Regions from separate parts of the Mus musculus genome. Here region 2 is linked to region 1. Evidence: chromatin contacts called from ENCODE Hi-C or POLR2A ChIA-PET data. All regions are on one chromosome and are shown on one strand. Each heading gives the region's core, a stretch centred on a gene start or an enhancer-like site at or near the end of the contact. The rest is flanking DNA. Distances are from core to core; before and after follow the strand shown.

Region 1 (4,514 bases), core at 246-2,745:
TCGTGAGACACACACCCAGGATTCCAGCACTCAGGAGGCTAAGGTTGAGAATGAGAGTTCCAGACAAACCTGAGCAACATAAGTGTGATGGACTCCCTCCTTCTTACCAACAACCTCCTAGCAAAACAAAAGCAACAGCCGCTCCCGAAACTGTTACCAAATGAAAACTCCCTGCTGGGGATCTTGACATGATCTCAAAGGTGAAATACCGGAGATGATTTATCAGAGTCTGCTATGACCACGGCACCTTCAGTACATCCGGGTCATGAAATGAACCTTATAAATTTATCAACTAGGTGGATGTCTTTCCCAGGAAGGTAAATGGTGGCTTTTTACACTTCAAGTCTCCACATTACAGTTTCTTCTTTATCCTTAACTTATGCAACTTTTTGGCACCAGGTAACTGCTGCAATTCTATGTGAAGATCGAGGAGGGATACTTAATAAATGATGAGCACTTATTATTAAATAGCAAGTCACATTTTTGGGTTCTGATGTAAGTCTGACTCCAGAAAGCTGCTGATCTCTTTTTGAGCTACAAACTGATGAGAAATTCATTTTGCAAGACCTTGCCTGATTAATTATAAACCTGACAGTTAAGGCATAAAAGGAGCAGAGGCCTCCAGGGTTACCCAGGGAATTAAGGGCGGGGCGAGGCCAAACTAATTCTGATTGGGTAAGGATACAGCCAGGCTTTAGCGTGGAGGAGCGAAGCAGCAACCGAGTAGGGGGCGCGCCTGAGAACCGGAAAACTTCCTGCCAAGCAAATACTGGGGTTGTAAAGAGCCTGAACTCTGCAGTGCACCCAGGGAGGGTCGAATTCCGGTTCCTCTCTTTTCACAGCCTCAACCTCGCTGAGCTCCCTTCACCAATGAAAACCAGGACGTTCAAGTCTCCCAAGTTTAAGGAAAATGAATGTAACCTATTGTGTTATTTAAAAAAACAAAACAAAACAGCAAGAAAAAGAAAACAAACTCCCAACCCACTAGCATTCCCACTCCCAGTTCAGGTCCTGGGGTGACCGGTGTAGGCAAAGGCTGCAAAGGAGGTGGCGCCACCTGACCGCATGCACCTGAGCCTGGGCTCCCCACCTGCACAGCTGCCAGCGCGCGCCTCTCGGGACACCTGGGCACGAACAGGGGCACCGCTCGCCGGTCAATTTTCTTAGTCTTCATCTGGCTTCCACGACCAGAAACTTAGCCAGAGCCAGGGCTTTGCTTCGCTGGGCGCTTCAGAAGGTTCCATCCCCGGGTTAGCTACGCTGTTTAGGGATGGGCGGGGAAGGCGAGCCGAGGTGAAAGGCCTGTTCCAAGGCGGGAAGGAAGGGCGGGGAAGTCCACTAGGCGGGCTCAGAGGGAGTGCATTCCCAGCTCCAGCCGCGGGGGCGGGAGCCCGGCGGCGGGCGCTGCCCTAGGGCCGGATTCCCGCGTGGGGCGTGGCGTGGCGGCCCCGCCCCTGGCTCCGCCCTCGCCCGGTGTCCGCACACCTGGCTCTCAGGTAGCCGGCGCCCGGCGCCTCCGGGAGGCGGTGAGGACCGGGAAGCTGCCGGCCCGCCTGGGGTCTCGGGGGCTGCGCTCCCGGACCACCGTGCGTGGCCAGCATGGATCCGGGCGTGGGGAACGCACTGGGAGAGGGGCCGCCCGCGCCCCGGCCCCGCCGCCGCCGTTCCCTTCGCCGCCTGCTTAACCGCTTCCTGCTAGCTCTGGGCAGCCGCTCCCGCTCGGGGGACTCGCCGCCCCGGCCCCCGGCCCAGCCCAGTCCCTACGATGGCGATGGAGAAGGGGGCTTTGCCTGCGCCCCGGGCCCGGCACCAGCCTCTGCCGGGAGTCCAGGGCCAGATCGTCCTCCGGGATCCCAACCCCAGATATCTTCGGGTGACGGGGCGCGTCCGCCCGGCGCTCAGGGCTTGAAGAACCATGGCAACACCTGTTTCATGAACGCGGTGGTGCAGTGTCTCAGCAACACCGACCTGCTGGCCGAGTTCCTAGCGCTGGGGCGCTACCGGGCGGCGCCGGGCCGCGCCGAGGTCACCGAGCAGCTGGCGGCGCTGGTGCGCGCGCTCTGGACGCGCGAATACACGCCCCAACTTTCCGCAGAGTTCAAGGTAGGCAGCGCCAGCCGCCCGCAGACTCCTCCGACCCTTCTGGTTTCGGCTCTTGAAAAGCGTGTGAACCATCAGCCAAGCCTGGTTCTTGGGCGGGGAGTAGGGGGTAGGTCTTCGGTAGACACTACTTAACCAGCCCAGCCTTGGGTTACCGCCTTTGTTTCGAGGTGACATGTTACATTATCATTTGCAAATGCTTTCTTTAGAAATTAGTTTCTTCCTGGTATTTTGGGCTGGGGTGGAGAAAGCTGGCAGCCTTAAGTGTGTCCAGCAGTTTTGTGGTTAAAAGCAGTTGTTGGAGTGGGACTTGCCGGCCAGGGTGAGTTAGAGCTTAGGATCTAGAAGGATGCAGCATGGGAAGCAGGTCCTTGAAGGCCAAGCTTTGGGAAGGAGGAGATAGAAGCGTGAGGAACAGAAAGCCGAGAAGGAACGGATCTAGGAATAATCCAGGTAGAGTGATCAATAAGTAGAAAGGGCAGAGGCCTGAAAGTGAAGCGTTTTGAAGGCAGGTGAAGGTCTTCAGATCGTGTATGACCTTGGACGCAGTGGCTTTGGATTATTTAAGTCCAGTGGGTGCTGAGAACCCGTGGGTCAGGTATTCTCAAAAGTAGGGAGAGGGAGTCGTTAAGAGTGCTATAGTAGAATGGTATCCTTTAATTTAATTCATACTAAGTCCTGACAGTATGTGAGCAGGAAGTGGCATTTGTTATCTGTAAGATTACAGTCCCCTTGCTGGGAATGCTTCGGGGTCATGAGAAGGCGTTAAAGTACAAATGTGGAGTCCCAGTCGGATGATGAAAGTGTTCCAGATAATTGATGCATAGGGTTTGCATCCTGCTGCAAAACCGCAGCTCTGGGCAGAAAGCTGAAGCACCCCCACGGACTAGTGATTGTTATTGAGGGTGAATATGACTGTCGGTGTTCATTCTGCAAACATACATGGTTCTTAAGTTTCAGCCTGAGAAAGCAGTCTTTGTCCCGTTATCTGCAAGGATGCTAACAACTGCCTTCCTCTCTGACCTCTGACCCTGAAGGAGCACAGTAGTCACACAGATGTCTTTATTATCACTTTTGGGCCACATTTGCTGTTCAGATATGATCATCAGTGTAGTATAGTGGTCAAGAGCAAGGTCTTTTGGGCAGTGACTCATTGCTTGACAAATCACTTGTCATACAAGCCTTGAGGATATGTTTCCAGAACCCAGATAAAAAGGAAAAAAGCCAGGTGTCCCACTGCAGGCCTTTATCTTCACTGTGGACCTGTAATCCCAGGGTAGGCTTGTATACAGTTCCAGCCCTGGGGAGATGGAGCCAGGTAGATCCCTTGGGCTTGCTGTATGAATGATCTAGCCGATTTGTGAGGGTCTAGATTCAGTGACAGGTCCTGCCTGTCTCTGGAAAGGAACATACTTGGTTGGTGTACATACAGAAAGAGCAAGGGCTTGGGGGCTCTATGAATTTTATGCAAATTCATCTCTTCTCATCTGTAAAACCGATGTGCATGACAGTTACTTCATTATAGAGTAGTTGTGCTAAGTGGGTTATATAGAGAGCACCAAGGATATGCCTAGCTCCCGGGAAGTGTTTATTCTAGAATTGCACTTCCTTCCCGCAGAGAGACCTAGAGGAGGAAGGGAAGTGATCTTTGGGTAAGCTTTCTTTTACCAGATACATTCTCATCCAGTTACTACAGCAGCGAGAGTGGCAAGTAGCTTGGAAGAGACTGAAATTCGTAGTCACTGCCAGTGACTCACCAGGATTTCCTCTCTTGCTGTCTGAATCCCCAGGGCCCAGGAGCTCCCAAGTGCCCTGGGGGAATTGAAAGATAACCAAGCTGTTAATGAGGGAGACATAATCTGGGGTTTTCCTGGGACTTTTCGGTGGCCAAACTTGGAGAGTGGAATGGATTTTAGAATCCTGGATTTTAAATATTAAGGGTGGCAAACTAGGTGGGCTACCACTTTCCTTTATGGATATTGAAACCCACACCCAGTCAGTGCACGTTTATCGATTATGGAGACATTCTGTTGGGAACACGGACTGTGTGATGAGTGATGGGTAAAAGCCAGATCTTGGGACTGAGTGACAACTCTGGATCCAGATTCTGGGACTGCTCCCCAGGGATTCACTGTCTAGAGGAGAGATGGACACGGCAGCACAGTGGTCATGCAGGCCCTCAGAATTGGCGTTAAGATGGGAAGGGACCACACAAGGAGGTGTGACAGTTGTGGCAAGAGGATATGATTTGTTTGGAGGAGCAGCGTGGTCTTCCCTGTTGAGGTTCCTATACCTTGAATTGGGTTGTGAAAGATAAAGTGTCAACTAAGGACATGGGAGATGGGATATGGCAGCTCCAAGCCCGGAAAGGGAAAATGACAGCCAAGGGGAGGGATGGAGCAGAGGTTGGATCT
Region 2 (4,372 bases), core at 595-3,094, 44 kb before region 1:
TGAAGACAGGAGCTTCAGTCCAGCTCTGTGACGGCACATCAAACATGTAAAACCCCGTAACTAAATCCTGTTGCTTAGGAACGGGACCTAACTTAAGTGCCTCTAGAGCTGGGGAAAGGAGAGATGACTGATGAGAGAGGCACTCGTACGGGCTGGGCCACAAGAGGACAATTTGGGCCGACTCTAAACAAGACTAAAGCAGATTTCCCTATGGGAAGGAGGAGCCGAGTCTAAGCACTGTGGAAGGCACATGGCATAAGCAAAGATGAAAGAAGAAAGCATGCCTGGCACGTTCTGCCACGCGGTGGTCCTGGGAGGAAGGTATAGTGCAAGCAGGACAGATGAGCAGAAGTCAATTCTCTGCACAGCGTGGCACGGGGGTCTAATGAGATCAGACTTACGGGAGAATTTTACCCAAGACACTGAAGCATTTCAACTCTTTTACTGTTAGTCTTAACTGTTTGACTCAGCGGCTTTCTCGTTTGCCAGCTGAAAGCTTTCTGGTCTTGCTGGGGACCAAACCCAGGGTGTCTTGCGTGTGCTAAACAATCGTTCTACAACCGGGCTAAAATTTGAAATAAGTTATGTACACTCAGATGATGCACTGATACACATTAAAAATCATGTTTTTAAGACTACCTTTTAAGGACATGGAGAAATGCTCCCTCCCTGCTTTGTAAAATACAAGCAGGATATAGATCCAAACAATAAATGCATTGGAAAAAAAGGTGAGCACTGATTGCTTCCGAGGGATAGGGGTGCTTTTTACTCCCTTCAGATACTCAGCAGTCTCTCAATTTTCTACCAGGGGTGTATACAATAGTTAAAACTTTAGGACAAAATTCAGCACTTGGCTGGGCTTGGTAGCAGAGCCACCATTTTGGAGACTGAAGCAAAAGGGTCAGGGATTCAAGATCAACTTGGGCTCCCCGAGACACTGAAAAACAAACCAACAACAAACAATTCAGCAACTGGCCCAAATAGCCTAGATCCCAGATAACTCTAATTCTGACCTTGGGATCCACTCTCTTAATATTCAAATTTATCTGCCATCAAACAACTACAAATTGTACCGGAAACACCACCATAAGGCATATTCTCCAACACAAACTTTATAGGAATGCAGTGTTATAAATTATTCATCAGGAAGGTCAGGACTTTATAGCAATTTGTTCCTTGTACAAAGATGTTTTTCATCATTCTCTCCTTGGGGTCTCTTTGCTGAATAAATGGACCTTATCAGGCACTTCCTACTTCGTGCTGACATAAGTCTTCATGCTACTGATGCAGGAAAAGTGCAAAATTTCCCCTCCCAATGTCCTACAAGTTTTCTGTGAAAAGCCCATAGCACCCGTGCCCAACTAGCTACTAACTGGTGACCATGGAGTGTGAACTTCAGTTTATAACCTTTCTGGGGATTACTGGGTGAAGGGATACCCCACCAAAAGGTTATTTTGACCTCACTTTTACAGGAGCCTGGGGAAGTCTATGCATGCAGTCAGCCACAAGCATGATGGGCAAGAAGCCCCAGAAAAGGGGGGCAAATATTCGATTGCTCAAGTCCCAGCTCCCCCAGGTCATAGCCTACCCTAGGACCACAGAGTTAGCACCGAGTAGGCAGTACGTGGCTGAGTCCCCTCAACAGGGGGAGGATTCTCGCTGATCTTCATCCCTAAGGCCGCCAGCCTCAAGCTCAAAGATGGGCAGGGTCTCTGCCAGTCCCTGGAAGCCAGTTCCACCCCCAAGTTAATCCCCATACTCTGCTGCCATCACCGGCAACTCACCAGGGGTCCGGGGCCATGGTGCAGTCTCCGCCCGCAGCTGGGACACTTCCTGCTCGTAGCAGCTGACTACGGCGGCCCGTGCGGCTCATTCCCCGCAGTTCGGAGAGTGCGCGACCCGAGCCCAGAGTTTGCAAAGTGAAACCTGTTTTAATTGACCTCAGAACGACGTCCCCGCTACCCAGAGCGCACCCCTAAGGGAGTGGGTAGCAAGAATCTATTTTTGTTAATTCACATGAATTGCTGGACGCAAGAAAAATAGTTAAATTGTTGAGCAGAATCAAAACATTTTCCCAGGGAATGGAAACGCGTCAACCCCGGCTCTCTGTATTTTTCTTCTTAATTCAAAACAGCAAGACAAGCTGGGTGTGATAACTCAAGCCTGGAATTCCAGCACTTGGATGGCTGAGGCAGGAAATATACATACAGGCAACATATGTACCATACATGCATGAATACATACATACATACATACATACATAAAAATAGTTGCATACTGTACTAAAACGTTTTTAGTGATTTTTTTAAATTTTTCTTTTAAAAAGAAGTATCAATGCCATGTTTTTTATAGCAACCTATTCATCATAGGCAATTCTCTGTGCTCAATTATTCTGTGTTCAATTATTTTTAATAATCATCACGAGGGGCTTAATTGTATAGTTTTTAAAAAGTCACAGACCTGTACACGGGAGAGGAGGAAATTTACCTTGTGCACTTAGCGTCAACCTACCACCTACATTTCCAGAATGGATAAAATACATACTAAGGAAGTCCTCCCAACATTTGCAAGAGGGGAAATCAACTCAAACACAGTGGGCTGGGTTTCTGCTCCTGCATGAACCTAGCACGCATGCGTGCGCCAGTTACCATGACGACCAGGAGACGCTGCACCCTGGAGTTGAAGAATCAATGAGCTGAAACTCTCCAGGATGGAAGAACAAGTTTTACCCGAGCTGGATGTAGCAGAACTGGAGCTTCAGGCTGTGATCGGCTTCAATGGTGAGACCTTGAGCAACCATGATTTGATGCCTCAGGGACAGTGAGACGCTGACCTGGTAGCGCCTGAGAGGCAGTGGGAATAGCGGCAAGAGTGTGGCCAGGCACCACCCGCCCCAGGATGGTGGCAGATCTGGGCCTCATTCCTGAGCCTCAGGAACTGGCATGGGTGTAAGAGCTCAGATAAAGCTCCTCCAGAGACCAAATGAGCCTAACTCGGTAGGAGTATGAATAAGGGTCTTTCCCAAAGTAAGAACTCAAAGGTTTAAGACCAGGATAGAAGGGAAGTAGGACATTAAGGGAGAAACCTTTTTAATTCTGGAGGGGCCTTCTTGTGGTGCTCACACTTTATTTGTGACTGTCGTGGTAAATATTGAGAGAGAAATGCTGTGATTGGGGGTCGTGTTTGGCGTGTAGCGAAAAGGCAAGGAGTTAAATTTTAGGGGGAAAATTGATTTTTTAAAACGAATGTAGTGCCTGAAAGCTTTACCGTTGAAAGGATGCGGTGCGGAACGATTACAGAGTAAATAAAGGTTTAAGCGCTCCTGGCATTAACTCTTGAGTCTTCGTTGCTCTGTGCTGCTTTAATTGAAAGCCAGCGTTTTCTGTATCTGAGCCAACACTGTCTGTAGAGATGGACAAATATTACCGATAAGAAGTGATCCCTGGAGAACTGCAAAAAAATATTCTGGTGAGCCGGTCAGTGCAAAGACACACAAGATCTGTGATTGATTTTTTTTTAAGTAATTTACTTTATGTGCATTAGTATTTTGCCCTGCCATATGGATGCTGAGATTGAACCCTGGTCCTTCGGAGGAACAGCCCATGCTCTTAACCACGGAGGCATCTCTCTAGCCTGTAACTGAATTTTTGCTAACACAGTAAGGAAAGAATCTTAAAGTGTATCAAAGTTTGGGAAAAGGGTTGCTTAAAAAAAAAAACAAACAAACAAAAAAACCTGCGTGGGTGTTTTGCTCAGAGCGCATATCTGTGAACCAGTGCCCAAGGAGGCCGGAAAAGAGCATCAGATCCCCCAGGACTAGAGTTACAGACAGACGTGAGTCCCATGTGAGTGCTAGGAATGAAAGCTGGGTCCATTGGGAAAGAAGCCAGGGTTCTTAACTGCTGAGCCAACTCTCGGGCTCCTTGTTTTATTTTTAATTATGTGTATGGGGTGGAGGAATGGACATGTAAGTGCAGGTGCTCGTGAAGACCAGGAGAGGGCGCCAGATCTGGTGGCAGTGAAGTTACAGGTGGTATGTCCTAGGAAGTGAGGTCAGGTCCTCTGCAAGAGTTGTGTACACTCTTGCCTAGACTTCTCCCGAGCCCGTGGGAAAAAGTTATTTATTGAAAGAAGCCAAGAAAAGACTGATTTTTTTTATTGTGAAAAGACTCTTTTTGAATTTAAATAGTCTTTAACCAGAGGCTAAGGATTGGGGTGCAGATCATTGCAAATGGCCAGAAAAGGGGGGGGGCTGAGAAATGGAGAGTGAAGATCCAGGAAGGGGGAGGAGGCGGGGGCGGGGACTAGACTTTGAGGTCAGAGTTTAGAGTTCACATGAAATTAATCATATGCTAGGCCAACCTAATCTACA

Evidence for each region. A loop is a pair of places that touch in the nucleus more often than their neighbours do. ChIA-PET counts read pairs that join two places held with the same protein, here RNA polymerase II (POLR2A).
Region 2: POLR2A ChIA-PET joins it to region 1 with 23 read pairs in Patski. The contact joins the promoter of Stx8 here to the promoter of Usp43 in region 1. A Hi-C loop is called at or near these places in 1 of 37 maps with a recorded cell type or tissue (left cerebral cortex). POLR2A ChIA-PET finds 5 or more read pairs at or near these places in 1 of 5 experiments (Patski).

What each region holds. Positions count from the first base shown.
Region 1 is chr11:67,919,134-67,923,647 of GRCm38, reverse strand. Usp43 (ubiquitin specific peptidase 43) reads left to right here and starts at 1,495. Exons shown (of 15, transcript NM_173754.4): 1 at 1,495-2,103. The coding sequence starts at 1,600.
Region 2 is chr11:67,963,930-67,968,301 of GRCm38, reverse strand. It overlaps Stx8 (syntaxin 8), which reads right to left and starts at 1,844. Exons shown (of 8, transcript NM_018768.3): 1 at 1,785-1,844. The coding sequence starts at 1,801. Cfap52 (cilia and flagella associated protein 52) reads left to right here and starts at 2,660. Exons shown (of 14, transcript NM_027963.2): 1 at 2,660-2,780. The coding sequence starts at 2,711.